3 separate regions of the Homo sapiens genome follow, and all the other regions are linked to region 3. Evidence: chromatin loops called from intact Hi-C (ENCODE). Cell type or tissue: pancreas. All regions are shown on one strand. Each heading gives the region's core, and the rest is flanking DNA. Links, peaks and the distances in the headings are about the cores only. Region 1 has its middle 49 kb from the start of KCNJ12. Region 2 overlaps KCNJ12 (potassium inwardly rectifying channel subfamily J member 12). Region 3 overlaps KCNJ18 (potassium inwardly rectifying channel subfamily J member 18).

Evidence for each region. Peaks named below come from ENCODE experiments on the same cell type or tissue, not always from the same donor. Only the 100,000 strongest peaks of a DNase experiment are listed, where the experiment ranks them.
Region 1: a loop joins it to region 3, with 15 times the contacts of the local background. A loop is called at or near these places in 9 of 110 quality-filtered maps.
Region 2: it touches region 3 in a loop (13-fold over the local background); 12 of 110 quality-filtered maps call a loop at or near these places.

Annotation. Positions count from the first base shown.
Region 1 is chr17:21,419,913-21,429,895 of GRCh38, reverse strand. No RefSeq gene overlaps it. Among named protein-coding and RNA genes, the nearest start is that of KCNJ12, 49 kb to the right of the region's middle. RefSeq lists an enhancer at 4,490-4,989. In pancreas, for the core only: no CTCF peak of the experiment used is centred there; a DNase peak (open chromatin) is centred at 6,686.
Region 2 is chr17:21,408,517-21,418,499 of GRCh38, reverse strand. It overlaps KCNJ12 (potassium inwardly rectifying channel subfamily J member 12), which reads right to left. Exons shown (of 3, transcript NM_021012.5): 2 at 9,860-9,981; 3 at 1-3,213. The coding sequence starts at 3,157. The coding sequence ends at 1,856. Among named protein-coding and RNA genes, the nearest start is that of KCNJ12, 37 kb to the right of the region's middle. RefSeq lists enhancers at 6,795-7,754, 7,755-8,715. In pancreas, for the core only: no CTCF peak of the experiment used is centred there; DNase peaks (open chromatin) are centred at 3,069 and 3,669.
Region 3 is chr17:21,703,247-21,713,229 of GRCh38, reverse strand. It overlaps KCNJ18 (potassium inwardly rectifying channel subfamily J member 18), which reads right to left. Exons shown (of 3, transcript NM_001194958.2): 3 at 8,618-9,983. The coding sequence ends at 9,142. Among named protein-coding and RNA genes, the nearest start is that of KCNJ18, 16 kb to the right of the region's middle. In pancreas, for the core only: no CTCF peak of the experiment used is centred there; DNase peaks (open chromatin) are centred at 5,199, 7,709 and 8,069.

The sequences.
Region 1 (9,983 bases), core at 4,186-9,185, 280 kb after region 3:
CATGGTTGACCCTCTGTGCACACCTTCATTCTAATCTCTTCTTATAAGGACATCAGTCCGATTGAATTAGGACCACCCTCATCACCTCACTCAACTTTAATTACCTGTTTAAAGATCCCATCTTCAAATGCAGTCACATTCTGAGGCACCAGGGTTAGGGCTTCAACATATGAATTGCGGGGACACAGCCCATAGCATGAGGAAAACAGCTCCCTTGCATTTGGTGGGCGAGCACAGGAGGAGCCAGGGGTGGAAAAGTCCTTTGATAGGTGAGGGATGATTCGGATGAAAGGGACAGAAAATGCAATTTAGAAAGTGGAGTTTGGGTACAGCCTCATCACGGGAGCTGCTCTGCGTTCTCGGGTCATGCAGGCTGGCATCTAATGCCAACTTTCCCCTGTCCATCAGCGCCTGTAGCCTCCACGTCCTCCTCACCCATGGTGGCCTCCACGGACCCCACTCAGCCCCTTCCATCAGCACCACCTGCTCCCCATCTATCACTTCTTCCTGGGAGAGCCCCACTCTTGGTCTTTTCTAAGCCTGCTTCATAGTAAGTGGCTGAAACCTGTGGGATAAGCTCCCATTAGCTTGTAGATTCTGCTGCCATAAATGTATGGTCTGACCATTGGTCAACTCCAACACTGTGTGGGAACTGTCCATCCATCCGTGCGTCCATCCGCCCATCTGTCTGTCCATTCATCCATTACAGATAATTTGAAAAGTGCCTTCCTTATGAGCTAGAATGTCTGTGCACAAAACAGACAAAGTTGGCTGCTTCTTGGAGCTTACATCAGAGATCTCCAAACTTTTTCTATAAATGGTGAGATATTAAATATTTTAGGCTTTGTAGGCCATATGGTCTCTGTCACAACTACTCAATTCTGCCATGGTTTTGTAAAAGCAGCCATCAACAATTCATGAACAATTCATGAAATGAGTGTGGTTCTGTGCCAAAGGACATTGGGATTTCATTCCACGTTCATGCATCATGAATACTATGCTTCATTAATAGAGCACAAAGGAAGCCTTCCTTTGACCCTAAAGAACCATGTTATCTGCACAGTACAATTGCTTTGATTCCTCCTGTTTTTGTCTTCATGCTGCCATCGTGGGTACCTAGCACACTGTCAAATAAGGCTTTATTGCCTCTTAGCTCACGTAACAAAAATACTTCTGTTTTGTAAGTTCCCTCGTTTAAAGGGAAACATGCTTCATCTGATTTAGATATATCAGTCTATTCCAACTTAATTTGGAGTCTTAAAAATTAAGGATGGCCAGGCGTGGTGGCTCACGCCTATAATCCCAGCACTTTGGGAGGCCTAGGTGGGAGAATTGCTTGAGGTCAGGAGTTCAAGACCTGCCTGGGCAACACAGCGAGACCCTGTCTCTAAAAAAAAATTAAGGATGCATTGTTTGAACATATACCTTACTATTTTAGAGATGAATGTTTTATTTTTGTGTCGTAGATACTGATGAATAGATGTTTAATTGTTGCCAGAGTTCAATAAACAGCCCATGTTACTGGTGGTGGTGTCAGTTGTTGCAACTAGTTTAGACACTATTTAATCACTTATCTTCCAAATGTCATTCTCTTTGCTTAGCAAATGTATTTCTGTGAATGTACAATGAGTAAATAATGAAACACAAAGGAAAAAAGACAAGCTTAAAATTGGAATATCATTAAAATATTCATTCTGTATTGTTATTTACTACCTAACCTGACCCCACTGGGACTTTCGATAAACATGATTTTAAGTGAATTTTGGTGATTTTTCCACCCTAATTTGAATAACTTCACTGTGTCCTCTGATATCTCATTGCTGGAAAGGATATTTGGCCAACTGAGTGCTGGTAAAAACAAGACTTCACTGTATTCATCAAGGATGTGTGGGCCTGCTACAGATCCTGGAGTCATGTCAATTTAGCAAACGCACAAGAGCCAGACACCAGTGCCTGGAGTTGAGTCCCTTACGGTGTTCCCCAGATGAAGCAATACATCCTGATGACTAGTGTTTTCCTGGCCTCCACGGGTTCCAGTTGGAATCCCTTGCCTAGACACATTCCAGGAAAATGGCTTCAGGGTACAATTATCATGAAAGTTTCCCCTTAAACCCAAAACAAGCAAGAATAAAATAAATAAAAATATGGAAAGGTTGATGTATGTGCTTAGTCAAACAGTCAAAGAGCAGGAAGTATTCTATTCCCATATTAGTTTTGAGATTCACATTGTTTGGCCCTTTATATCACTTGAACATCATGAAAATGACAGTATTGAGCCCAGAATCTAAGACTTACAATTAATAGTGGGATTCACTAATGGCTCCTTTTGGGGGCATGACTTCCTGCCGCCATTTTCTGAGCAGAATGCCTTCATTGCAAGCCCTCGCAGAAAATCCCTTTTCAAAGGCAGACGATGCAACATGTGCCACATCCCAACATAGGTCAGCTGACTTAGGACTCGAAATGCTTTCATGGATTCTGTCCATGTCAGCACCAGGATTTTCACCGCTGAAACCAGTTCAGGCAAACACACACACACAGAGGCCACACAGGGAAAAACACATAGTGGAACACACATACACACATGACACAGGATGGCTTCGGGGCCAGTTAACCCAAACTCTCCCGGGACTCACTTGTGGCTCCAAGTTTTCTGTTACCCCAGGAAACAATAAAAGTGGCTCTAGCTCCCTTTTTCCAGTCACCCGCCCCATGTTCTCCAATGCGGACCCTGTTCCTCCCTTAGCATGAATGTTCTGGAAACAGATGTGACTCCACGCCCCAGCTCGCCTGCATGTCCCTGCACCTTCATTTCCCAGGCATGGCCATGGGAAAAAGTGCGGGCCACAGCTGGTTCAGAGCAAGGGGGATGGGACGCTGATGGGAGCTGCCCAGGCCTGGGACTGGGCTCTGATTTTTGTCCTTTTTAAATGGACAGTCCTGCTTCTTGTCCATAGCTCTTTGCTGGTCAATCTCCCCAACGCCCATTAGCAGAAAGGCAGGGGCTTTTGATTTGGGTCATTTCAGCCAAGGGCCAGCCAGTGTCTTCCAGGGGCTGGCGAGGGCGTGGGGTGCAGAATCACTACGGATGCGCCTGCTATGTAACTCAGGGTAAAGTGTAACTTGGAAATGAAAATATTCTGTAAGTCAGGAGTTATTTCCGGTCAGTAAAAAAATTCAGTAAATAGTTTTGCACATTTGAATGAAAATACAGTCAATATGAGCCATCCTTCATAATCCATGTGGATGGTCTTCCTCAGGCAAGCTCAAAGTTTCCTATTTTCTCTGTCCTCCTCCTCCCCGTTCCCCAGCACACACCCTACTCCAGATGATATGCACTGACAGGCCTTTTGAAACCCTTTACTGCCTTTACACGGCCCACACCACCTGGACAGCACCCTTTTCCCAACTCAGAAAATGGCCCGGGGTGCACAGCAGCCCAGCCTGCCTGCCTTAGTCCCTGCCAGGAGGGATTTCTGCAGCCACTTGTGCAGCAGTGGCCGGCCCAGCAGCAGGGAAGTGTGGAGCAGGGCACTGAGCGAGAGGAGTCGTCTCTGACTCCAAAGAGGGCGTAAGTCAATGCCAGCACCATAGATCCAAGATCTAGAAGAATGCCCCAGAAAATCAGGGCAGGCTGTTCATGTACTCGCAAGCCAAGACATCTGTCTGCATTTCTGTCTGTGTCCACCTGAGAGCTACCCTGAGCTCCATCCATCCACTTACACAACTTTCTATCTTTACAGCATCTTTCTGTCTACCTGTTGCTGTTAGTGGATATTTGTCTCTGTCTCCACTTTCTGCCTGTCTGTTAGTCCACGTCTGTCTCTCTGCCTGTCTTTCTGCCTCATCCAACCATCTCTTTTTATCTGTGTGTCAATCTTCCTACCAATTTGCCTCTGTCATTCCCAATGCCTTCCACCCCCGTGCCCTCTCCCAACCTCGCCTTGCCACATCCTCAGTGTCTAGGTGTCTGGTGTCTTTAATCTCTCAGTCACTTGACTCCATCCACAGCTGGTGACTCGCCAGTCTCAACCCACAGACCCAACCTCTCCTCCAATGTGTCTGAAATCCAGACAGGCTGGTGGCTCAACATACAAGGTTTTTGTGGCAACTTCTTTTTCTTTCCCCACTTTAAGAAAAATTTAAGGTGTAATGTACCTATACTCATCCTTTGCTGTGCACCGTCCTGTGAGTTTTGACAAAGTGCACATATCCGTGTAGCCATGATCAAGACACCAAGCCCCAAAACTGCCTCCTGTCCCTCGTGGTAACCACGCCTCCACCCTCAGCCCCTGGCAGCTACAGATGTGTTCTCCATCCCCTACTCTATTCACAGCTTCCATGGACACACGTGGGACCCACAGCAGGAAGTGGCGGGGCCTGGCTCCTTCCACTCAGCCGCTTCCTTTGGGACACATTTGTGGTGCCAGGTGTCAATATCCTCCTTTCTCCCTGCTCGGGACGCTTCCATCTCGGGGTGGGCCATGGCTTGCTTGTCCCCTCATCAGGTGAGGCACATGTAGGCCACTTCCTTGTTTGGGTGATTACTAGTAACACTGCTATAAACATCCACTTACAAGTTTTTGTGTGAACATGAGTCTCATTTCTCTTGAGTAGTACCTAGTTGACAAAAGGTGGGATCGTCTGACAAGTGTACGTTTAACTTTATCAAGAAACTGCAAACCAACCTCCAAAGTGGCTGTGCCTTTGTTTGCATTTTAAAGCATCCAGAGAGGCCATCACTCTCCGCAAGCTTCTCCTCCTTAGTCCTCCCCATCTGCCTGGCTGCTCCCACCCAAGTCCACAGACCAGCCTGGATGCCGCGATGTTTCCTCGGGCCCCTTTTTGGGCTGCACACTCAGCCCAGTCCCAGGGCCCTCCTCCCTGGCCTGCTTCCTACATGGCAACAGGAATGATCCTGAAAAGTCAAACATGTCAGGGGTCTTTCTTGCTTCTATCACACTTGGAGTCAGCAGATCCCAGCCCCAGCCCCAGCCTATTCCTCCTCCCCGGCTCTAACTGGCCCAGCCCCACTGGCCTTCCCTTTCTCCTCCAGCCACAGAGCACCAGTCCAGGGTTGCCCCACCTGGGATGCTTGTACCCCAGATCATGGCAGCTAGAGAGGAAAGCTGGTGCTCAGGCAGTGCCCATGTGCCAGGTGAAGCCACAGGCGTTTGCCTACTTCTTACCCGCGGCTTTATGATCATCAGCCCCATTTTACAGAGGAGAGAACAGGCACAGAGAAGTTAGTGCAGCCAAGGTCTTCAGAGTCCTCAGATGTCCTCTCTGGGTGGCTCCAGGACTGGCATAGGGTCATGCCTAAGAGGACCCCTAGCTTTCATTCCCTGCTATTCACTTGTCCATGGCATTCATAGTGTTTACGGCTTCTGGGCTAAGCGCAAAGGGAGTGCCCTCTAACAGCCATGAAGTGAAAGCCACGACCCACCATTGCAGCCTCCAAACAAGTGCAGGGCGAAGACCCTTGAACTGTCCTGGTGTTCCGTAGGGAGCACCCCATCCTCCCTCAGGTCGAGCAGACTTGGGGGCTGGGGGTTGGGGCGGGCAAGAGTGCTCTGACTCTGAGATTCAGCACTGGGTTCAAGAAATTACTCTGGCCCAGCCCAGCCCCTGTGGCCTGAACTCCCTCAGGGTCTGGGAATAAGCCTCAGGGCACGTGCACTGGGAAATGAGAAGCATTCAATCTCAACTTCATCTCACTCTCAGAGAAGTTTTGCGATTTCTTCCTTGACAGACAAGGGTGAGCAGTGCCCAGTGCCTACTATCCTGTCGCCCACAGATCAGGAGGCATTCCCATGCCCTGTGACATTGCTGGCCCCCTTGGGAGGGGCTGTGCTCACCAGCCAGGGAGGCAGAGGCCATTAGCAGGTCCGTGAGGAAATAGAGCCATTGGTATACCACCAATGTATCTGTTCATATTTTGATAACTGCATTTCCATAAAACAGATTTCCTTTGAAACTCAATGTGTTTTATTTTTTGCCTTTCGAAATGTTATTCTGACAGCACAGTGGATCCTGGTCGGTGGGTCCCTAATTTGAGGCTGGGGTTGCTTGTGTGGCCCACCCCCCAGCACCTCTGGCATTAGCTGTGCAGAGGAGCCCCTGGGACCCCTTGTGGACCCTATCCCTTCCTGCTCCTGGTCACTGGTGGTTACCACCCTACCCTGCCCTGCAGCAGGGTCCCAGGCACCCCAGGGACAGGCCCACACTGCACCAACTCTGGCTTGAAGGTCCTTTTACATCTTGAAGCAGCTAAGGATTTACTGAGTGCCTACTGGGTGCCAGTGCTTGCAGTTCTTGGGGCTGGGACCCAGCTATGAACAAAGCAGAACAAAAAGTCCTGCTCCCAAGGGCTGACATTCTGGGTTGGGCAATGCAGCCACGCTGTGGCTATGGTGGAGGCCGGGGAGGAGCTGGGAACAAGACTGAAGCTGGGCCCTGCACAGAGTCCTTGGGCTCTCGGTGACCCGCCTACCCCAGCCAAGCATCTTCCTTCTGCTGTCTCCCACTGCAAGGCCTTTGGTTGTGCCTGTCCCTCTCCCTGGGAAGCACTTCCCTGTGTGCCTGGCAAACACCCACTCATCCCGCAGATCCCAGAGGAGGTGTCACTTCCTGTGGGAGGTCCCCGGTCCCTCCAGCCAGGCCTCCGTGCCTCCGGACGCAGCCCCTGCATGTGTCCCGCTGGATCCCGGGACCACGCTGCTCTGTAGCTCCTTGCTGCAGTGGACATGGTTGGGGCCACCCAGATCCGGTTCCTGGGAGGAGTGCCCATCTCCCTGCCACCCTCCTCTGGAGAATAGTCCTGGATCCATAGGAGCCACCTCCTCTCCCAGGGTGGCTGCAGGCAAGGAGTGACTGATGAGCGCAACAGCCGCCACCGCAGCCCCACCCCCCTCACCTAAGGAGGACAACGCCTTGCCCCTCTTCACACTCCTAGGAGTGCCAGACAGTGATGGGCTCCAGTGGCACCCACATCCCTCCTCAGCTCCTTCCTGCTTGGGCTGCTCCCCTCTCCCCTATCCTTCCCTGCACCAGAATCCCCACTTGTAGAGGACTCAGGCCCAGACTCTTGTTCACCATCTGCTGGGCCTGGCTTCCTTCCCACCTGGCCCCTGATGCTCACAGTGGCAGCTCATAAACACTTGTTTGAAGGAATGAATGGAGCTCTTGTTCCATAGAAGGCAACTGAGGCCCAGAGTTGGCCAGTCATAAACACTTAAGGGCAGAGTCCAGAAGCCAGGCCATCCAGGTCCCAGTCCAGCTGTGGGTGAAAGGGGAGCCGCCTTCTATGTTTTCTTGGCAGCACCGAGGAGGAAAGCGGGTGGAGTACCCAGAGCCTTCCTTGGGCTCAAATCGCCTTCAGCACAAAAGCCCTTGTCCGCTCTGTTCCTGGTTCCCAGTTCCAGTTACCCCAGGCTGGGCTGCTCTCCCCTGGGTGTGGCCGGTGGCTGGGCCCCATCCTGTCTGGCTCAGCAAAAAGGGGGCCTCAGGTGGCAAGACCTGTAGAGCCCTCTGTGTGGGAGAGACGCCTGCAGGGCCCACACCCCCCATCCAAGCACACATGGAGCTCCTCCATGCCCTGCTCCTGGCGCTGGGCACCAGCGGGGACCGAGACGGCAGTCCCTGCCCCGCAGAGCTCGCAGCCTGGTGAGGACAGCAGACTGCAAGCCTGGGGGTGACCGCTGCCTCCAGAGGGAGCATCTGCCATCCCTCGCACTGGGTCCGGAAAGGCCTAGACTCGAAAATTGAGGAGCTGGGTCTGCTAAGACCTGAGGGGAAAGTGTCAGGCAGAGGGAAGGCACGCACAAAGGTCCTGGGGTGGGGGGACATGTGGAATGTCAGGGAAACCAAGGGACAGGGTGCCTGCAGCAGAGGGGCAGGAGCAGGAGTGAGAGCAGGGAAGGTTGGGCTGCACGGGGCGGGCTTGCAGAGGTGAAGCGGGCAAGGAGCAGCTGGGGTTTTATTGCCAGTGTTAAGGAGAAGCCAGGGAGGGTTTCAGGCAGGGAACTGCAAGGCCTGATTCTGGTTGTAAGAAGACCACTCTGGTGCCGGGTGGAGAGTGGGCTGAAGGGGGTCCGATGTGTCCTTGGGGCCCCCACTGCTGTTGGGGAGCACACAGGCAGCTCTGATCTGGGCTGTGATTCCTCCCAAGTTGTGGGGGTCCTCCCTGCAGACCGGTTTTAGGAAGGGAAAAGTGGAGATGAGTCCAGGGCAGGCCCCAGCTGGGGCACCCCTCCACTGGCAGAGACCGCAGCCCAGCCCTGGTCACCAGCAGGCAGAGGCCCTGAGGTGTCCAGTGCCCAGCAGGGTGGCAGCATCTGGGTCAACTGACTGAAGGGCCCAGGGCCTGGCTTAGATCCCAGCTTGAGGAACTACCCTGTGGGGGCCTCGAGCAAGTCCCTTAGCTTCCCTCGACCAACCTCCTCTAAAATAGGTTAGCAGTGCCTCTGAGGCCTGCTGACACGGGCCAGCCCAAGATCAAGGGTGGGGCCTGACAGACCTCAAACATCAAGCTCGCAGGCGCTCAGTGAACGCTCACAAGCTCTCCACCCCCATCCCAGCTCTACCTGTTTTAAAGCAGATTCTGGATTGGGCTCACATCATCCCTGGAGAGGCAGGGAAGTGCATGGAAGTCACGCAGACCTGGGGTTAGGCCTGGGCTATGTGTTCCTTGCTGTGACCTTGAGCCAGAGCAGCACCTCCGGGTGCCCCTCAGGAGGGCGGGCAGTGCCAGTGCAATCTGACTTAGCAGAAGGCAGGCACTGAGGAGCACTCACTATGTCAGGGTTCTTTCTCCTCCTTTCCAACAAACCTGTGAGCTGGCCATTCTTATGAACACCCCCTTTTTGCAGATCAGGAGACCGAGGCTGGAGGGGGAAAGGAATTCACAGGAGGTCCCCCAGCAAATGAGTGGCCTGCATTCTGACCCAGGGCCCTTTGCGGCATTAGTACAGCCAGGACAGCGCACCTGGAGACTCTACGATAAGCATTTGTTGAGCACCAACTGGGGCCAGGGCCTCATGCCTACCAGTCAGCGCCATGGGAATGGCCCGGAGGGCTTGAGTGAAGACAGATGCTACCGTGTTTTGGCCCCAGTTGGCCTTGATCCTGCTACTGGGGTCCCAGGAGGGCCCCAGAGTCAGAAAGGAGGTCCCCACCAAACCAAGCCACCTCCAGGGTCCCCGGGTCACCCCAAGTCCAACCCAAGGGAGCTCCCACTGGGAAGCCTTCATGACCCCCTAGGCCCTGGCACCCAAGCCCCTGCTCCACATTCTGCCATGCACGGCACCATCACCCAGGAATGACTCAGGCAGGGGATTCTTATCCGGGGTTGTCTGGAATCATCATCGAAATCCTGCAGAAAGAGGGTGCCCTGAGTCCTTTGCTGATGCAGAGGAGTGGAGAACTCTCCACTCACATAGTTTGGGAAGGGAAGGAATTCTCTCCCCACAAGTCCCTGCTGAAGACCTTGGAGATCTGGGGCTGAGCCTCAAGGTACAGATGAAAGTCTAGTTTCCCAAAACTGGGCCGTGTGTGTTCCCTCACCCCACTCCAGGCTTGTCTCGTCACCTCAGTGGAGACATTGGCACGCTCTGAAACTCCTCCTCAGCCCCTGCCTGCTACAAGCTGGAGCAGGGCTTCCCCTCCTGGGAAAGGAGTTGCCTGTCTCAGGTCAGCCTCCCCCAGCTGGGGAGGGCGCTGCTGCAACAGCAGGCACCCAGCACATCCTTGCAGAAGGAAGGGAAGGCAGGAGGCTCGGCCCTGCCGCCTGGGATGGGTGACATCATGGGACAAGCCCTGTGTGCTTGCTGGAGACCACTGGGAGCTGCAAGGAGGCTGAGTTCTGTTCCATCTCCCAACAGCTGCCACCATGCCCCACCCTCACCCATGAGGAAGCCCCAGGAAACCCCCACCCAAGGCGGAGGCTGAGGAAGCCGGGCGGACGCCCAGCACGCTGTGGAGCC
Region 2 (9,983 bases), core at 671-5,670, 290 kb after region 3:
GGAGGTGGAGGGAAGAGGCAGACACCCCCACCCCACGCCCCCAGCCCCTCTCTGTCTCCTGCACCCCACCCACTCACTGCATGACCCCCTCTGCTCTCTGCCTCAGCTTCCCCACTTGGGCCAGAGTCCTCGGTGCCTTCTGGCTCTGAGCTGTCTCGGGGTGCCTTCTGGCTCTGAGCTGTCTCGGGGTGCCTTCTGGCTCTGAGCTGTCTCGGGGGCAGAGTTGGAGCAGGAGACACATCCTTTCTGATTACTGGCTTCTGGAGAAGCCCGACTAGAAGAGAGCAGGTTTTCTCCGCAGCCCTGGGAAGGGCCTGGCTCTACCATGGACCTGACCCAACCAGCTGCCATGAACAAGATGGGGTGGCAGAGCCAGCAGTGACAACAAGGGGACCCCAAACCTCTTCCTGATGAGGGTGCCATAGTGCCTCAACCTGGGGGAGGGTGGTGGAGGAGCGGCCCTGGAAGACTCGGCAGGAATTCTGTTCCACGGCTGGTTTCTGATTCAGCTTTGAATGAGCGTGGCCCTCCCCAGTCATCCCAGTTGGCAGGAGGGGGTGGCGATTCCTCTCCTTTCCTAAGATCTTTCCTCTGCCATTCAGCGCTGACCAGGGCCTGGCTGTGCCCTGCCTGAACTCTGCTGTGCTGCTCCAGGTGAGGGAGGGACAGGATGTGGTCCTATGTCAGGCAGACCTGGCCCCTGCCACCTTCACAAGGCAGACAGAGGGGCTGGAGGAACTTCAGCAGTGGAGGTATGGGAGGGGTGGGGTGGGACAGGGTTGGGGGGAGATGAGCAAGCCCAGAAAGAACAGGACAACCCGGAGTCTCTAAGGCACGACTCACACTGTGGGCCCAGTGGGGACGGGGCTGCCAGCTTCCTCCTAGCCTGGGATCCCGACTTCCCTTCCCAAGGAGCCATCCCGGCCTATAGCTCCTAACCACCCCTCACTGTGGAATTGGGCGGAGGCCTGGACAGAAATGGAGAGAGAAGCAAAACAGGAAAATCGAGGGTGCGGGGAGGAACCCTCGATGGCAGGTCCCATGCCTGGCCCTGAGACACATCTCTAAGGTACAAAGGCAAACTCTAAAAGCTCAAACCAGTTTCTTCCCAGCCCCACCCACCACCCCAACGACAGTAGAAAGCTTTTATTACGATCATTAACATGGTCTTGATTTTTCTATCACAAACAGAGCCTAGCTGGCTCGTGAGCTCGATGAAGTGCGGTCCCAGAGCACCCTGCTTGCCCAGGGACTGTGGTGCCCACACACACGGGGAGAGGCCAGTCCCACCTCGGGGAACCCTCTGGAGCCTTCAGCCAGCTGCTGCATCCTGGCAGACCCATGGAATTCTAATTGTTCTTTTTGCCCCCTGTGAATTAAAAAAAAATTTTTTCAATTGCATGGTAATTTTTTTTTTTTGTAAACAGTCTCACCCAAGCTAAGGTCAAGAAAGCTGAAACCCGGTGTTTCTCCCCAAGTTAAAAACCAGCAAGGAGCACCGCAGCTAGCCAGCCTTGGACAGCAGAGGCTGGGCCCACCATCGAGCTGAGCTGCTTCCCCGCAGGCTGCAGCTCCATCTTCAGGCAGAAGCCCTGGCCCTCGTGGCCTGGCCCCCCAGGAGGCCACTTCTTTGCCCTGAGCCTGTGATAGCCTCTGAGGCCGGGGGCTGCCGCTCTGGCTGCCCCCTCTCCGGCCAAACTTCTGAGGCCGTTGCAAAGAAACATAAAACGACTAAAACGCTACTGAGTCTGCAACCCAGGGCACTGGGCCCGTTCTGCTCAAACCCGGGGCCCCTGAGCGACCGCGGGGCCTCTCCCCAGCCGGGGGTGGATGCTGCATGTCGGCCAAGGTTGGCTCAGATCTCTGACTCCCGTCTGTAGGGCCGCTGCTCCAGGACCCCGCCGCCAGCCTGGAGTCTGTCAAAGTCATGCCTGGCCTGGGGGCTGAGGCCGTCCCGGCTTCGGCCGTCCTGGTCTCCGTCCGCCTCATCCTCCTCGTCACGGCTCAGGAAGGCCAGCTCGTTCTCGTAGCAGAAGGAGTTGGCGCTGGGCAGCAGGAACTTGTTCTCTACCAGATCCTTCGCACTGCAGCGGGGCGTAGAGGGCACCTCATAGGTCTTGTGGAAGTGCGAGTAGTCAATCTTGTACTGGTTCTTCTCCTCGAAGAGCACGGGCTCAAAGCGGTGACCCCACAGGATCTCATTGGCCAGGTAGGAGCTGCGGGCCTGGGTGGTCATGGCTGTGGCCTCCACCATGCCTTCCAGGATGACCACGATCTCAAAGTCGTCCGTCTCCAGGTCCTGCCGGCTGATGCCGAAGAGCGGGCTGGCCTCGTCAATCTCATGCAAGATGGTGATGGGCGACACCAGAAAGATGCGGTCCAGGCCCTTGTCGAAGCCCACATCGATGTCGATCTGGTCCAGCGGGATGTACTCGCCCTCCTCGGTGACCCGCGGCTTGATGAGCTGCGCGCGCACATGGGCCTCCACAATGTGGCTCTTGCGCAGGTTACCCACACGCCACATGAGGCAGAGCTTGCCGTCACGCAGGGCCACCACGGCGTTGTGGCTGAACAGCAGCGTCTGTGCCCGCTTCTTGGGCCTTGCCATCTTGGCCATGATGGCACCAATCATGAAGGAGTCGATGATGCAGCCCACGATGGACTGGGCCACCACCATGAAGACGGCCACCGGGCACTCCTCCGTCACACAGCGCAGCCCGTAGCCGATGGTGGTCTGCGTCTCGATGGAGAAGAGGAAGGCCGCCATGAAGCCGTGCACCTGCATCACACAGGGTGTGCGGCCCCGGCCCTCAGCCGGCTCCAGGTCACCGTGTGCCACCGCGATGACCCAGAAGATGATGCCGAACAGCAGCCAGGAGGCAAGGAAGGCCAGCGAGAAGATGAGCAGCATGTACCGCCAGCGGATGTCCACACAGGTGGTGAACATGTCAGCCAGGTAGCGCTGTGACTTCTCGTCCATGTTGGCGAACTCAATGTTGCACTGGCCATTCTTCTTGACGAAGCGGTTGCGGCACCTGCGCCGCGTGTGCACCTTGCCGTTGCCGAAGCCGTTGGCGCCCGACATGGTGACCAGGTGCAGCCCGTCCTCCTCCGATGACACGATGCTGTAGGGGTTGGCCCGGCTGGCCGCGGTCATCCCGGGGGTTGGGGGACCCTGGCTCGCCCCCAGGCTAGCTCCAGGCAGGGCGGCTCCTGCAACAGAGACGACAGCATGTCTGGCTGGGCTGGTGGCTCCGGGCTCCTCTACCCCCATCCCAGGGCCCCCAGACGTGACTGGAGGACGCTTCCACCCTGATTGACCCACGATCGTGCTCTGGTCTTGCCCAAGCCAGCTCCCCACTCCGCCTTCCCAGTGCGAATGGCCACCCCCTTCGGGCCCCCAGCAGCTCCAGCCAAAAACCTCAGCTCCACACCTCACTCCCACACTGAGGGCTCTGAAGAGTCTATTTAGGATCCGACCCCTTCTCCCACCCTCAAGGCCTGAATCTAACAGTGCCTGCCCAGCCAGTTCGGGGCACAACTTGCCAGCCTCTCTGCCTCTGCCCATGGCCCCCCAGTCTCCATGGCAGCCACAGAGGGCCTGTGGAAGCTGAGTCGGTGCCTATCCCTCCCCTGCTCAATGCCAGAGGCCCCCCAGGACATGCAGGACCTGCACAGGGAAGCTCCTGACCCCTCGGACCTCACCTCCCAGCCTCCTCCAGCGGACTCCCCTTCCGGCCACAGCCCCTGGCCCCAGGCTGTCCCTCAAACCCACCCTGGACACCCTCCCGCAAGACATCCTGCCACTGCCTCGCCACCTTGGCACCAGAGGCCTCCTTGTGCCCCAGGAAGACCCATGTCCCATCCCTGCTATATCCACAGCACTGCCCCTTCTAAGGGCACAATGGCGGCAGCAATAACAATAACGTAGCCAGGGGCACTCAACCATCAACCCCACCCTGAGACCACCACTCCCTAAGGGTAGCACATTTTCTTTTTTTCTTTTCTTTCTTTTTTTCTTTTTTAGACAGAATCTTCCTCTCGTCACCTAGGCTGGAATGCAATGGTGCGATTTCAGCTCACTGCCATCTCCGCCTCCTGGGTTCAAGCGATTCTCCTGCCTCAGCTTCCTGAGCAGCTGGGATTATAGGTGCCCGCCACCACATCCAGCTAACTTTTGTATTTTAAGTAGAGACGGGGTTTCACCATGTTGGCCAGGCTGGTCTCAAACTCTTGACCTCAGGTGATCCACCTGCCTCGGCCTCCTGAAGTGCTGGGATTACAGGCGTGAGACGTTTTCTCTTTTGCTTCTTGTTGTCCTTCCCAGGGCCTAGAATGCGGCCTGCCACCCCTGTCGCCACCCACTTTGAACACCCCAAGCTGGGTCCCACCACCCTCCTGACACCCACATGCCCCACTCTACAGTGTCCACCCACATGCCATGCTTGCAGCTTCTTGGTCACCAGCAGTGCCAAAGAGGGTAAGATCTGGCACCCAGACATGGGCTGCTCCCTGGCTGACCTCAGCCGAGGGCCCTCCCCAGCCCCTGCTTCCCGCATCTCTAAGGAAGATTGCAAGGCTGCTACCCTAGCACCTGGGCAGTGCTCAGGGGTGTCACCTGTTCCCAGCACCACCCTCAGCTCACTGCAGGCAGCACCTGGCTCCAGGCCAGCCTACTGCACATTCAGGCACCCCAGGACAGGCCCCGCAGCAGGGCATCCATGCCAGCCAGAACAAAGCCTGCTCTCAGCCACTGACGTGCCCACCCCCGGGACACACAGGCTGTGCTGCCCCCACTAAAGGCCCCACACTGGCCTGTCAGTGACAGGCTAGGGCATCTGCAAGCTAGGGGCTATGGCACCGCCTGGCCCACAGCCACATCTGGATGGCAGCCTGCCTTGGCTGGGCTAGGCTGGAAGCAGGGAGACCTGGGCCTTCCAGCATTAGCCCCGACGGAGGAGCTGGACAGGCCCACCCCTCCCCGCCCACAGGGACCCAGCACCCCCAGTCCCAGTCCAGTCACACCATAACCTCAGAGCTAGACAAAGCCTTCTCCCTTAGCACACCTGCAGCCACATTACTCAGTTACGAAGACACTGAGGCCCCAAGAGAACATCCTGGGGGGATGGCACCACTGTGAACCAGGCGCTGCACACAGCCTTCTGCAGGCCTCTCAAGCCCTCCAGGGAGGGGTGGGCCACCCTGCTTTACAAACAAGGACCTGGAGGCCCAGAAGCCAGAATGGACTTGTCCCAGTCCCATAGGCAGGAGGCAGCAATGCCAGGACTCAGCCCCGGTCTGTGTGACCCAGCTTCTGGCCACGTCCACACTAGTCTGGGCCTCGGAGCGGGTGCGGCCTCTGAGCTCTGCTCCAAACACCTGAGCAACAGGTGATGGTGGAGCCGCCTGCCCGGCCAGGCTGTGGAACACTCCCAGGGGCTGCCTGGTTGCTTAGCCCCGAGCCCGCTGGTCCGAGCAGCACACAGCAACTGCCGCCTGAGAGAGACACAGGGAGAGCAGGCGGGGTCCTGGGCGCCTTGGGGGACAGATCCATCAACAGCTGCCCTCAGATCGTCCTCTCAACAACCCGGGGGTGCAGCCACCATCCAGGTTCAGAGAAGTTAAGTGACTTCCCCCAGGCCACACAGCCATTAAGCAGGAGAGTTGAGTTTTAAACCACCTCTAGCGCCGTCCCCCACCATGGGCCCCCAAGCTCTGCAGGGATGCCTTTCCTTACTCTGCCGTCCTCCCCCAACACCGCTGTGGCTGACCACCTCACCATGACGCTGAGGAGCTGGGACGCAGGGCCGGAATGGTGGACACTGCTTCTGCCTGGGCCTGGAAGTAGGGAGCCGGCAGCAGGGGGGACCCCTGAGGCTGTGCTGGGAAGGGGGCTCAGCCCCAGATTCCTGGACCCTCCAGAAAGAGGCAGCCAGGGCCGGGGCACTCAGACGCCGGCGTGAGGCCACCAGCTGACAGGGGCTGGATTTGTGTGGCCCAGGGGCCTTGAGGGACTTCCAGCGGGTCATGGCTGCTCCAGCCCCTGCTCCGAGCAGCTCAAAGCCTGCAAGGAACAGAATCACAAGAATTAAAGGCCAGAGAGCCCGGTCTGCATGTGCTCCCAGCAGCTGGCGGCCTCGAAACTGGCCAACTACCAGACTGGTGAGGGTGCTGCCACAGCTCCTGGCATCTCTGCCAGGGCTGGGCACCGCAGACCTGCCCAGATGGTGTCATACAGGCTTGGAAACCCCCACTTCTGTCGACGTTCCTCTCTGCGTGGTTTTACCACACAGAGAGCATCAACAAGGTCAAGTTCATGCCCCACTCCCTCATTTCTCAGAGCCAAAAACTGACAAAGACACCTGTCCCAGGACCCCTGGAAACTGAGCAGAAGAGAGAGTTGGAGCCCAGAATGTCAGTCCTCAGCCTCACACAGCCCTGCTCTGCCGTGTGTGCGTGTGTGTGTGTGTGAGAGAGAGAGAGAGAGAAACCCTCCCCAGGGGTGCTGGGAGCCCCCTCACTGGGCACTTGGTGAATACAGCACCACAAAGACAGACCCAGAAGGGGACCCTGGCATAGAAACCCTAGCACCACAAGCTAGACAATGTCTCAAGAACACTCCTGCGTAAACACAGGTGTGGCAAGATGTTACACAACCATGCGGCCTTCAAGGTCGCAATATAAGAAATATAGGACAATATCCTCCACCAGGGACACACAGGCCTTTTTGGCTCTTGCTCAATGGGGTGCATACAGTGAAATCAGACAAGACATGAAATCAGAGAAACTGTTTTGCTGGAAGAGGCCTTAGCAAGCAAGAAGGCTGGCTCCCCATTTCACAGATGGGAGAACCAAGTCCAAAAAGAAAAAGAGACTTGTCCCAGGTCACAAAGCAATTCAAGGGCCAAGACAAGGTGCTCACTACTAAAGGTAGGACCGTTTTCCGCAGACACCCAGGTTGGCCTGCCAGGGTCCCAGGGTCGCCGGGAGGGGAATGGGAGAGGGGCGCTGGGGTACACTACCTGAGCTAGACAAGGCGGTTTCAACACCAAGGGGCAGTGAAGCAAACCCAGGAGGGAGAGAGCAGGCAGTGGGGAGAGAGCACGGGCCCGGCAGACCCCCGGAGATCCCTGCTTTCCTGCTGGCCACAGTGCCTACAGACGCAGCCTCCCAGCGACCAGTCCACTTGAAGAACAGACCAGGACCTGGGCTGGGAGCTTTTAGAGAGGATGCCAGACGGCAGCTGCCACGTGACCTAAGGGTGGGGTCCAGGAGTCACCGGGAGGTGCTTCCGGATGGAACTGGATGCCCCATGCCCACTGCCCTGAGGCCCTGGGCTTCTCAGGTTTCGGTGACATCCGGGAGGAGCTCAGGGCAAGGCCTGGACCCACATTCCCAGACACCAAGAAAGCACTGACCGGAAGGGAGAGTGCAGGCGCCTGCATCACCCAGGGTAAGACATAGGGACTCGGAGGGGGAGGCGCCAACAGCCCCCATCCCCCATGCAGAGACTGTTCAGCTAGCTGGGGCGCCTCACGAGGCACGAACACAGCACTCAGTATCTATCAAGTGCTTACTACCTGCCACGTGCTCTTCTAAGAGCTTTAATAAACTGATTCATTTAATCCCTTCCATCACACTGTGATTATTATCCCCATTTTCCAGATGAGCAGACGGAAGCCTAGGAAGATTGAGTCACTGTGATGGTTACACAGCCTTTCAGGAGTGAAGCTTCCAGGCTGGGCTGTAGGGGTGAAACCAGTGCCCCACAACACCAAGACCTGAGGCCTGACTGTGTGCGTGGCACTGCAATCCTTTTGGTCCCAAGCCCCTGCAGTCCCAGGTGGTGATGAGATGTAGACTGCTGCAAATCGGCACTCAAAAGCACAGGTTCAAGGGCCCTCACCAGCACTCCAACCCACGGCCACTCACCCTCATTCGGAGATGGGGCACTCTACCTCATGATCAAGCCTCACCGTTGGAAGACCCCTCAGAGATCACTCAATGCAGGGAAGGCTGGCGCACGCCTCCCCGCCCAAGGTGCCTGCTCCAGCCTCGCCCAGGCAAGCACCATTCCTCAGCCACAGAGCTTCATCCACTGCATCCAGAGCAGCTCAGAATCTTTCCTAATCCAGGCACCATTCATCAGATGCAGCACTGGGGCCTGGAAAGCCCAGCCCTTCCTTTGCAGATGGGGAGACTGAGGCTCTGAGCCGGTGCCCTTGCTCCGTCACATAGGGTGTGAGAGGCAGGGCTGGCTGCAGGGTTAGGGGCTCTCCCTCATGGCAGGCCCTGCCCAGGGTATAGGACCACATCAAGGCTAGGCTGGGCACAGGCAGCCAGGAGGGGCACTCCTGGGGGACACTGCCAGAGCCAGGAGTGGGAGGCAAAGACGTGTTGGGCACCCTGGGGGCAGTGAGGAAGCTTGGCTGGATGGGGGAGAACCCAGGCTGGTGTGGAGGGGAGAGGGAGAGTGGTGGGTGGCATTCCTATGTCTCATAATCTGGGAAGAAGATGATGACCTCTTACACCCAATCCCCTTTCCAGGCCAAACCTCCCCACCAGAGACTCAGCTGACCTCTGTCCACGAAGCTAACCCATGGCCCTCAAACATTTGGGTCCAATGCCATGACGGCTTCCTATGCCAAATGCAGGCTAGGCCTGAGGAGAGAGGCAGCAGCAACACATCACTGTGTGCAGGGCATGGGGTGGTGGGTGCCCCACTGATATCCTAGGCCCTTACCACCTCAGGCCCACCTGTCTCAATTCCTACACCAACCACAGTGTCTCTCTGCCCAAAAGCTCTCTCTAGCCATGGGCACGCTCTGCCATTCAGAGGGCAGGCTGAGGAGCTGATGCTGCCAGGACAGCTTTCAGTCAGTGACTGATGGGAGCAGGTGGCTGGGCCCCAGCAAGCTGCCCCTGGGAGGGGCACTGCTTCCCTGGCCTCCCCAGCGGGAGTCGGCTCCAGTGCCCCAGCAGTAACTGTATCAATGACATGCCCTTTATCACTTCCTTCTCTTTCTCACCTCATTTCCTTATTTCCTGGGATCACCTCCCAGGAAACTACTTGCGCTGGAACCTTTGTCTCCTGGGCCTTCCTCATAGGGTCTCCAGTAGCCTCTCCACAGCAAAGGCTCTTGAACCCTGGCCTCCCCTCCTGGATGCCCCACACCAAGTCTCCTCCTGCTCTTCCTCCTCCTCCTTCTGCCCCACAATACTGAGCCGCCTTCTCCTCTGCCTCCTCCACCTCCTCCTCCTCCCCTGGCCCCCTTTAGGATCCTCTAGCACTGGGCTTTTCCCGTTCAGGCCAGAAGCTACTTCCCACCTTGTGTGAGAGTTGATCTTGCCCAGGCCCCATCTCTGACCAAGCTCAGAGGCCTAGAGAGGCTGATGCAGGTATAGCAAAGAGGGGCACCCAGGAAATGCGCTCCAGCCAGATGAAGGGTGAAGGACTAAGCAGCTGAATGGGATGGATGAGGAGATGGGTGGAACAGTGATTGAATCAACAGGTGGGTGGTCAGGCAGATGGGTGGATAAATCGGGTTGACAGATGGGTGGGTGGACGATAGGGGTGACCAGATAGATGGACTGGCTAGGTGGGTGGAAGGATGGGTGGATGGATGGTTGAGCAGATGAATGGGTGGGGGAATGGGTGAGGAACGGATGGCATGGGCGAGGGGATGGATGGAGGGGTGGAGGCATGGGTGGGTGGATGGAAGGCTGAGCAGATAAATGGGTGGGGGAATGGGTGATGAAAGGATGGCATGGTGGGTGGAGGGGTGAAGGATGTACAGATGAGAGTCTGGTGGAAGGAATGCCTAGATGCACAAGAGCATGTCAATGACTTCACTCTTACCTCTTGAGTTCTATCTTCTATGTAATGGTGCTGAGTGGGCACGGTACTGTCTTCAAGGCTGAATTAGTAGTGGCTGCCATTTCCCAGGCACCAACTGGAAAGGATCCAGTCACTAGAACATCCT
Region 3 (9,983 bases), core at 3,186-8,185:
CATACACACACACACATACACACACGACACAGGATGGCTTCGGGGCCAGTTAACCCAAACTCTCCCGGGACTCACTTGTGGCTCCAAGTTTTCTGTTACCCCGGGAAACAATAAAAGTGGCTCTAGCTTCCCTTTTTCCAGTCACCTGCCCCATGTTCTCCAATGCGGACCCTGTTCCTCCCTTAGCATGAATGTTCTGGAAACAGATGTGACTCCACGCCCCAGCTCGCCTGCATGTCCCTGCACCTTCATTTCCCAGGCATGACCATGGGAAAAAGTGCGGGCCACAGCTGGTTCAGTGCAAGGGGGATGGGATGTTGACAGGAGCTGCCCAGGCCTGGGACTGGGCTCTGATTTTTGTCCTTTTTAAATGGACAGTCCTGCTTCTTGTCCATAGCTCTTTGCTGGTCAATCTCCCCAACGCCCATTAGCAGAAAGGCAGGGGCTTTTGATTTGGGTCATTTCAGCCAAGGGCCAGCCAGTGTCTTCCAGGGGCTGGCGAGGGCGTGGGGTGCAGAATCACTACGGATGCGCCTGCTATGTAACTCAGGGTAAAGTGTAACTTGGAAATGAAAATATTCTGTAAGTCAGGAGTTATTTCCGGTCAGTAAAAAAATTCAGTAAATAGTTTTGCACATTTGAATGAAAATACAGTCAATATGAGCCATCCTTCATAATCCATGTGGATGTTCTTCCTCAGGCAAGCTCAAAGTTTCCTATTTTCTCTGTCCTCCTCCTCCCCGTTCCCCAGCACACACCCTACTCCAGATGATATGCACTGACAGGCCTTTTGAAACCCTTTACTGCCTTTACACGGCCCACACCACCTGGACAGCACCCTTTTCCCAACTCAGAAAATGGCCCGGGGTCCACAGCAGCCCAGCCTGCCTGCCTTAGTCCCTGCCAGGAGGGATTTCTGCAGCCACTTGTGCAGCAGTGGCCGGCCCAGCAGCAGGGAAGTGTGGAGCAGGGCACTGAGCGAGAGGAGTCGTCTCTGACTCCAAAGAGGGCGTAAGTCAATGCCAACACCATAGATCCAAGATCTAGAAGAATGCCCCAGAAAATCAGGGCAGGCTGTTCATGCACTCGTAAGCCAAGACATCTGTCTGCATTTCTGTCTGTGTCCACCTGAGAGCTACCCTTAGCTCCATCCATCTACTTACACAATTTTCTATCTTTACAGCATCTTTCTGTCTACCTGTTGCTCAGTTAGTGGATATTTGTCTCTGTATCCACTTTCTGCCTGTCTGTTAGTCCACGTCTGTCTCTCTGCCTGTCTTTCTGCTCATCCAACCATCTCTTTTTATCTGTGTGTCAATCTTCCTGCCAATTTGCCTCTGTCATTCCCAATGCCTTCCACCCCATGCCCTCTCCCAACCTCACCTTGCCACATCCTCAGTGTCTAGGTGTCTGGTGTCTTTAATCTCTCAGTCACTTGACTCTGTCCACAGCTGGTGGCTCCCCAGTCTCAAACTACAGACCCGACCTCTCCTCCAATGTGTCTGAAATCCAGACAGGCTGATGGCTCAACATACAAGGTTTTTGTGGCAACTTCTTTTTCTTTCCCCACTTTAAAAAAAATTTAAGGTGTAATGTACCTATACTCATCCTTTGCTGTGCACCGTCCTGTGAGTTTTGACAAAGTGCACATATCCGTGTAGCCATATTCAAGACACCAAGCCCCAAAACTGCCTCCTTTCCCTCATGGTAACCACGCCTCCACCCTCAGCCCCTGGCAGCTGCGGATGTGTTCTCCATCCCCTACTCCATTCACAGCTTCCATGGACACATGTGGGACCCACAGCAGGAAGTGGCGGGGCCTGGCTCCTTCCGCTCTGCCGCTTCCTTTGGGACACATTTATGGTGCCAGGTGTCAATATCCTTTCTCCCTGCTCGGGACGCTTCCATCTCGGGGTGGGCCACGGCTTGCTTGTCCCCTCACCAGGTGAGGCACGTGTGGGCCACTTCCTTGTTTGGGCGATTACTAGTAACACTGCTATAAACATCCACTTACAAGTTTTTGTGTGAACATGAGTCTCATTTCTCTTCAGTAGTACCTAGTTAACAAACGGCAGGACCGTCTGACAAGTGTACGTTTAACTTTATCAAGAAACTGCAAACCAACCTCCAAAGTGGCTGTGCCTTTGTTTGCATTTTAAAGCATCCAGAGAGGCCATCACTCTCCGCAAGCTTCTCCTCCTTAGTCCTCCCCATCTGCCTGGCTGCTCCCACCCAAGTCCACAGACCAGCCTGGATGCCGCGATGTTTCCTCGGGCCACTTTTTGGGCTGCACACTCAGCCCAGTCCCAGGGCCCTCCTCCCTGGCCTGCTTCCTACATGGCAACAGGAATGATCCTGAAAAGTCAAACATGTCAGGGGTCTTTCTTGCTTCTATCACACTGGAGTCAGCAGATCCCAGCCCCAGCCCCAGCCCATTCCTCCTCCCCGGCTCTAACTGGCCCAGCCCCACTGGCCTTCCCTTTCTCCTCCAGCCACAGAGCACCAGTCCAGGGTTGCCCCGCCTGGGATGCTTGTACCCCAGATAAGGCAGCTAGAGAGGAAAGCTGGTGCTCAGGCAGTGCCCCTGTGCCAGGTGCTGCCACAGGCGGTTGCCTACTTTTACCTGTGGCTTTATGATCATCAGCCCCATTTTACAGAGGAGAGAACAGGCACAGAGAAGTTAGTGCAGCCAAGGTCTTCAGAGTCCTCAGATGTCCTCTCTGGGTGGCTCCAGGACTGGCATAGGGTCATGCCTAAGAGGACCCCTAGCTTTCATTCCCTGCTATTCACTTGTCCATGGCATTCATAGTGTTTACGGCTTCTGGGCTAAGTGCAAAGGGAGTGCCCTCTAACAGCCATGAAGTGAAAGTCACGACCCACCATTGCAGCCTCCAAACAAGTGCAGGGCGAAGACCCTTGAACTGTCCTGGTGTTCCGTAGGGAGCACCCCATCCTCCCTCAGGTCGAGCAGACTTGGGGGCTGGGGGTTGGGGCGGGCAGGAGTGCTCTGACTCTGAGATTCAGCACTGGGTTCAAGAAATTACTCTGGCCCAGCCCAGCCCCTGTGGCCTGAACTCCCTCAGGGTCTGGGGATAAGCCTCAGGGCACGTGCACTGGGAAATGAGAAGCATTCAATCTCAACTTCGTCTCACTCTCAGAGAAGTTTTGCAATTTCTTCCTTGACAGACAAGGGTGAGCAGTGCCCAGTGCCTACTATCCTGTCGCCCACAGATCAGGAGGCATTCCCATGCCCTGTGACATTGCTGGCCCCCTTGGGAGGGGCTGTGCTCACCAGCCAGGGAGGCAGAGGCCATTAGCAGGTCCGTGAGGAAATAGAGCCATTAGTATACCACCAATGTATCTGTTCATATTTTGATAACTGCATTTCAATAAAACAGATTTCCTTTGAAACTCAGTGTGTTTTATTTTTTGCCTTTCGAAATGTTATTCTGACAGCACAGTGGATCCTGGTCGGTGGGTCCCTAATTTGAGGCTGGGGTTGCTTGTGTGGCCCACCCCCCAGCACCTCTGGCATTAGCTGTGCAGAGGAGCCCCTGGGACCCCTTGTGGACCCTATCCCTTCCTGCTCCTGGTCACTGGTGGTTACCACCCTACCCTGCCCTGCAGCAGGGTCCCAGGCACCCCAGGGACAGGCCCACACTGCACCAACTCTGGCTTGAAGGTCCTTTTACATCTTGAAGCAGCTAAGGATTTACTGAGAGCCTACTGGGTGCCAGTGCTTGCAGTTCTGGGGGCTGGGACCCAGCTACGAACAAAGCAGAACAAAAAAGTCCTGCTCCCAAGGGCTGATATTCTGGGTTGGGCAATGCAGCCATGCTGTGGCTATGGTGGAGGCCGGGGAGGGGCTGAGAACAAGACTGAGGCTGGGCCCTGCACAGAGTCCTTGGGCTCTCGGTGACCCGCCCACCCCAGCCAAGCATCTTCCTTCTTCTGTCTCCCACTGCAAGGCCTTTGGTTGTGCCTGTCCCTCTCCCTGGGAAGCACTTCCCTGTGTGCCTGGCAAACACCCAGTCATCCCACAGATCCCAGAGGAAGTGTCACTTCCTTTGGGAGGTCCCCGGTCCCTCCAGCCAGGCCTCCGTGCCTCCGGACGCAGCCCCTGCATGTGTCCCGCTGGATCCTGGGACCACGCTGCTCTGTAGCTCCTTGCTGCAGTGGACATGGTTGGGGCCACCCAGATCCGGTTCCTGGGAGGAGTGCCCATCTCCCTGCCACCCTCCTCTGGAGAATAGTCCTGGATCCATAGGAGCCACCTCCTCTCCCAGGGTGGCTGCAAGCAAGGAGTGACCAATGAGCGCAATAGCTGCCACCGCCGCCCCACCCCCCTCACCTAAGGAGGACAACCCCTTGCCCCTCTTCACACTCCTAGGAGTGCCAGACAGTGATGGGCTCCAGTGGCACCCATATCCTTCCTCAGCTCCTTCCTGCCTAGGCTGCTCCCCTCTCCCCTATCCTTCCCCTGCAGCAGAATCCCCGCTTGTAGAGGACTCAGGCCCAGACTCTTGTTCACCATCTGCTGGGCCTGGCTTCCTTCCCACCTGGCCCCTGATGCTCACAGTGGCAGCTCATAAACACTTGTCTGAAGGAATGAATGGAGTTCTTGTTCCATAGAAGGCAACTGAGGCCCAGAGTTGGCCAGTCATAAACACTTAAGGGCAGAGTCCAGAAGCCAGGCCATCCAGGTCCCAGTCCAGCTGTGGGTGAAAGGGGAGCCGCCTTCTATGTTTTCTTGGCAGCACCGAGGAGGAAAGCGGGTGGAGTACCCAGAGCCTTCCTTGGGCTCAAATCGCCTTCAGCACAAAAGCCCTTGTCCGCTCTGTTCCTGGTTCCCGGTTCCAGTTACCCCAGGCTGGGCTGCTCTCCCCTGGGTGTGGCTGGTGGCTGGGCCCCATCCTGGCTGGGTCAGCAAAAAGGGGGCCTCAGGTGGCAAGACCTGTAGAGCCCTCTGTGTGGGAGAGACGCCTGCAGGGCCCACACCCCCCATCCAAGCACACATGGAGCTCCTCCATGCCCTGCTCCTGGCACTGGGCACCAGCGGGGACCGAGATGGCAGTCCCTGCCCCACAGAGCTCGCAGCCTGGTGAGGACAGCAGACAGCAAGCCTGGGGGTGATGACTGCCTCCAGAGGGAGCATCTGCCATCCCTCGCACTGGGTCCAGAAAGGCCTAGACTCGAAAATTGAGGAGCTGGGTCTGCTAAGACCTGAGGGGAAAGTGTCAGGCAGAGGGAAGGCACGCGCAAAGGTCCTGGGGTAAGGGGACATGTGGAATGTCAGGAAACCCAAGGGACAGGGTGCCTGCAGCAGAGGGTCAGGAGCAGGAGGGAGAGCAGGGAAGGTTGGGCTGCATGGCGCGGGCTTGCAGAGGTGAACGGGCAGGGAGCAGCTGGGATTTTATTGCCAGTGTTAGGGAGAAGCCAGGGGGTGTTTCAGACAGGGGGCTGCAAGGCCTGATTCTGGTTGTAAGAAGACCACTCTGGTGCTGGGTGGAGAGTGGGCTGAAGGGGGTCCGACGTGTCCTTGGCGGCCCCACTACTGTTGGGGAGCACACAGGCAGCTCTGATCTGGGCTGTGATTCCTCCCAAGTTGTGGGGGTCCTCCCTGCAGACCGGTTTTAGGAAGGGAAAAGTGGAGATGAGTCCAGGGCAAGCCCCAGCTGGGGCACCCCTCCACTGGCAGAGACCGCAGCCCAGCCCTGGTCACCAGCAGGCAGAGGCCCTGTGGTGTCCAGTGGCCAGCAGGGTGGCAGCATCTGGGTCAACTGACCGAAGGGTCCAGGGCCTGGCTTAGATCCCAGCTTGAGGAACTGTGGGGGCCTCGAGCAAGTCCCTTAGCTTCCCTCGACCAACCTCCTCTAAAATAGGTTAGCAGTGCCTCTGAGGCCTGCTGACAGGGGCCAGCCCAAGATCAAGGGTGGGGCCTGACAGACCTCAAACATCAAGCTCGCAGGCGCTCAGTGAACACTCACAAGCTCTCCACCCCCATCCCAGCTCTACCTGTTTTAAAGCAGATTCTGGATTGGGCTCACATCATCCCTGGAGAGGCAGGGAAGTGCATGGAAGTCACGCAGACCTGGGGTTAGGCCTGGGCTATGTGTTCCTTGCTGTGACCTTGAGCCAGAGCAGCACCTCCGGGTGCCCCTCAGGAGGGCGGGCAGTGCCAGTGCAATCTGACTTAGCAGAAGGCAGGCACTGAGGAGCACTCACTATGTCAGGGTTCTTTCTCCTCCTTTCCAACAAACCTGTGAGCTGGCCATTCTTATGAACACTCCCTTTTTGCAGATCAGGAGACCGAGGCTGGAGGGGGAAAGGAATTCACAGGAGGTCCCCCAGCAAATGAGTGGCCTGCATTCTGACCCAGGGCCCTATGCGGCATTAGTGCAGCCAGGACAGCGCACCTGGAGACTCTACGATAAGCATTTGTTGAGCACCAACTGGGGCCAGGGCCTCATGCCTACCAGTCAGTGCCATGGGAATGGCCCGGAGGGCTTGAGTGCAGTGGAGACAGATGCCACCGTGTTTTGGCCCCAGTTGGCTTAGATCCTGCTACTGGGGTCCTAGGAGGGCCCCAGAGTCAGAAAGGAGGTCCCCACCAAACCAAGCCACCTCCAGGGTCCCCGGGTCACCCCAAGTCCAACCCAAGGGAGCTCCCATTGGGAAGCCTTCATGACCCCCTAGGCCCTGGCACCCAAACCCCTGCTCCACATTCTGCCATGCACGGCACCATCACCCAGGAATGACTCGGGCAGGGGATTCTTATCCATGATTGTCTGGAATCATCATCGAAATCCTGCAGAAAGAGGGTGCCCTGAGTCCTTTGCTGATGCAGAGGAGTGGAGAACTCTCCACTCACATAGTTTGGGAAGGGAAGGAATTCTCTCCCCACAAGTCCCTGCTGAAGACCTTGGAGATCTGGGGCTGAGCCTCAAGGTACAGATGAAAGTCTAGTTTCCCAAAACTGGGCCGTGTGTGTTCCCTCACCCCACTCCAGGCTTGTCTCGTCACCTCAGTGGAGACATTGGCACGCTCTGAAACTCTTCCTCGGCCCCTGCCTGCTACAAGCTGGAGCAGGGCTTCCCCTCCTGGGAAAGGAGTTGCCTGTCTCAGGTCAGCCTCCCCCAGCTGGGGAGGGCACTGCTGCAACTGCAGGCACCCAGCACATCCTTGCAGAAGGAAGGGAAGGCAGGAGGCTCGGCCCTGCCACCTGGGAGAGGTGACATCATGGGACAAGCCCTGTGTGCTTGCTGGAGACCACTGGGAGCTGCAAGGAGGGTGAGCTCTGTTCCGTCTCCCAACAACTGCCACCATGCCCCACCCTCACCCATGAGGAAGCCCCAGGAAACCCCCACCCAAGGCGGAGGCTGAGGAAGCCGGGTGGATGCCCAGCACGCTGTGGAGCCATGCAGGGGACCTTCAGAAAACACATCTCGACACAGGGGACCTCAAAGAGATCAAAATGCACTTAATGTGATCTAGTCTCATCGCCTATGTCTTTAGATACTGCTGTGCATTGAAAATAACATGAAAATTCTCCAGTTTCACCATTTAAAGTAATTTGACATTCTATGACCTCACGCAGGGCAGACACCCTATACAGGGGCCTCCCAACAGTGGCTCCTCCCCACCCCCCAGGACCCTCTGGGTGGGGACCGGGCAGCACAGCACCAGCAGAGGCTCAGGGGGTGGCCACCATGCTCTGAGCAGCAGGCATAGGCTGCACACAGACACACACTCAAGTACATGGGTTCACATGGGCACACACACAGCCTCCTACACAAGAGCCGGACGCACACGCTCACCTCCGGTCATCCCAGTTGGCAGGAGGGGGTAGTGATTCCTCTCCTTTCCTAAGATCTTTCCTCTGCCATTCAGCGTTGACCAGGGCCTGGCTGTGCCCTGCCTGAACTCTGCTGTGCTGCTCCAGGTGAGGGAGGGACAGGATGTGGTCCTATGTCAGGCAGACCTGGCCCCTGCCACATTCACAAGGCAGACAGAGGGGCTGGAGGAACTTCAGCAGCGGAGGTATGGGCGAGGTGGGGTGGGACAGGGTTGCAGGGAGATGAGCGAGCCCAGAAAGAACAGGACAACACGGAGTCTCTAACGCACGACTCACACTGTGGGCCCAGTGGGGACGGGGCTGCCAGCTTCCTCCTAGCCTGGGATCCTGACTTCCCTTCCCAAGGAGGCATCCTGGCCTATGGCTCCTAACCACCCCTCACTGTGGAATTGGGCGGAGGCCTGGACAGAAATGGAGAAAGAAGCAAAACAGGAAAATCGAGGGTGGGAGGAGGAACCCTCGATGGCAGGTCCCATGCCTGGCCCTGAGACACATCTCTAAGGTACAAAGGCAAACTCTAAAAGCTCAAACCACTTTCTTCCCAGACCCACCCAGCACCCCAAAGACAGCAGAAAGCTTTTATTACAATCATTAACATGGTCTTGATTTTTCTATCACAAACAGAGCCTAGCTGGCTCGTGAGCTCGACAAAGTGCGGCCCCAGAGCACCCTGCTTGCCCAGGGACTGCAGTGCCCACATACACGGGGAGAGGCCGGTCCCACCTCGGGGAACCCTCTGGAGCCTCCAGCCAGCTGCTGCATCCTGGCAGACCCATGGAATTCTAATTGTTCTTTTTGCCCCCTATGAATTAAAATTTTTTTCTCCAATTGCATGGTTTTTTTTTTTTTTGTAAACAGTCTCACCCAAGCTAAGGTCGAGAAAGCTGAAACCCGGTGTTTCTCCCCAAGTTAAAAACCAGCAAGGAGCACCGCAGCTAGCCAGCCTTGGACAGCAGAGGCTGGGCCCACCATCGAGCTGGGCTGCTTCCCCGCAGGCTGCAGCTCCATCTTCAGGCAGAAGCCCTGGCCCCCGTGGCCTGGCCCCCCAGGAGGCCACTTCTTTGCCCTGAGCCTGTGATAGCCTCTGAGGCCGGGGGCTGCCGCTCTGGCTGCCCCCTCTCCGGCCAACCTTCTGAGGCCTTTGCAAAGAAACATAAAACGACTAAAACGCTACTGAGTCTGCAACCCAGGGCACTGGGCCCGTTCTGCTCAAACCCAGGGCCCCTGAGCGACCGCGGGGCCTCTCCCCGGCCAGGGGTGGATGCTGCATGTCGGCCAAGGTTGGCTCAGATCTCTGACCCCCGTCTGTAGGGCCGCTGCTCCAGGACCCCGCCGCCAGCCTGGAGTCTGTCAAAGTCATGCCTGGCCTGGGGGCTGAGGCCATCCCGGCTTCGGCCGTCCTGGTCTCCGTCCGCCTCATCCTCCTCGTCACGGCTCAGGAAGGCCAGCTCGTTCTCATAGCAGAAGGAGTTGGCACTGGGCAGCAGGAACTTGTTCTCTACCAGATCCTTCGCACTGCAGCGGGGCGTAGAGGGCACCTCATAGGTCTTGTGGAAGTGCGAGTAGTCAATCTTGTACTGGTTCTTCTCCTCGAAGAGCACGGGCTCAAAGCGGTGACCCCACAGGATCTCATTGGCCAGGTAGGAGCTGCGGGCCTGGGTGGTCATGGCTGTGGCCTCCACCATGCCTTCCAGGATGACCACGATCTCAAAGTCGTCCGTCTCCAGGTCCTGCCGGCTGATGCCGAAGAGCGGGCTGGCCTCGTCAATTTCATGCAAGATGGTGATGGGCGACACCAGAAAGATGCGGTCCAGGCCCTTGTCGAAGCCCACATCGATGTCGATCTGGTCCAGCGGGATGTACTCGCCCTCCTCGGTGACCCGCGGCTTGATGAGCTGCGCGCGCACATGGGCCTCCACAATGTGGCTCTTGCGCAGGTTGCCCACACGCCACATGAGGCAGAGCTTGCCGTCACGCAGGGCCACCACGGCGTTGTGGCTGAACAGCAGCGTCTGTGCCCGCTTCTTGGGCCTTGCCATCTTGGCCATGATGGCACCAATCATGAAGGAGTCGATGATGCAGCCCACGATGGACTGGGCCACCACCATGAAGACGGCCACCAGGCACT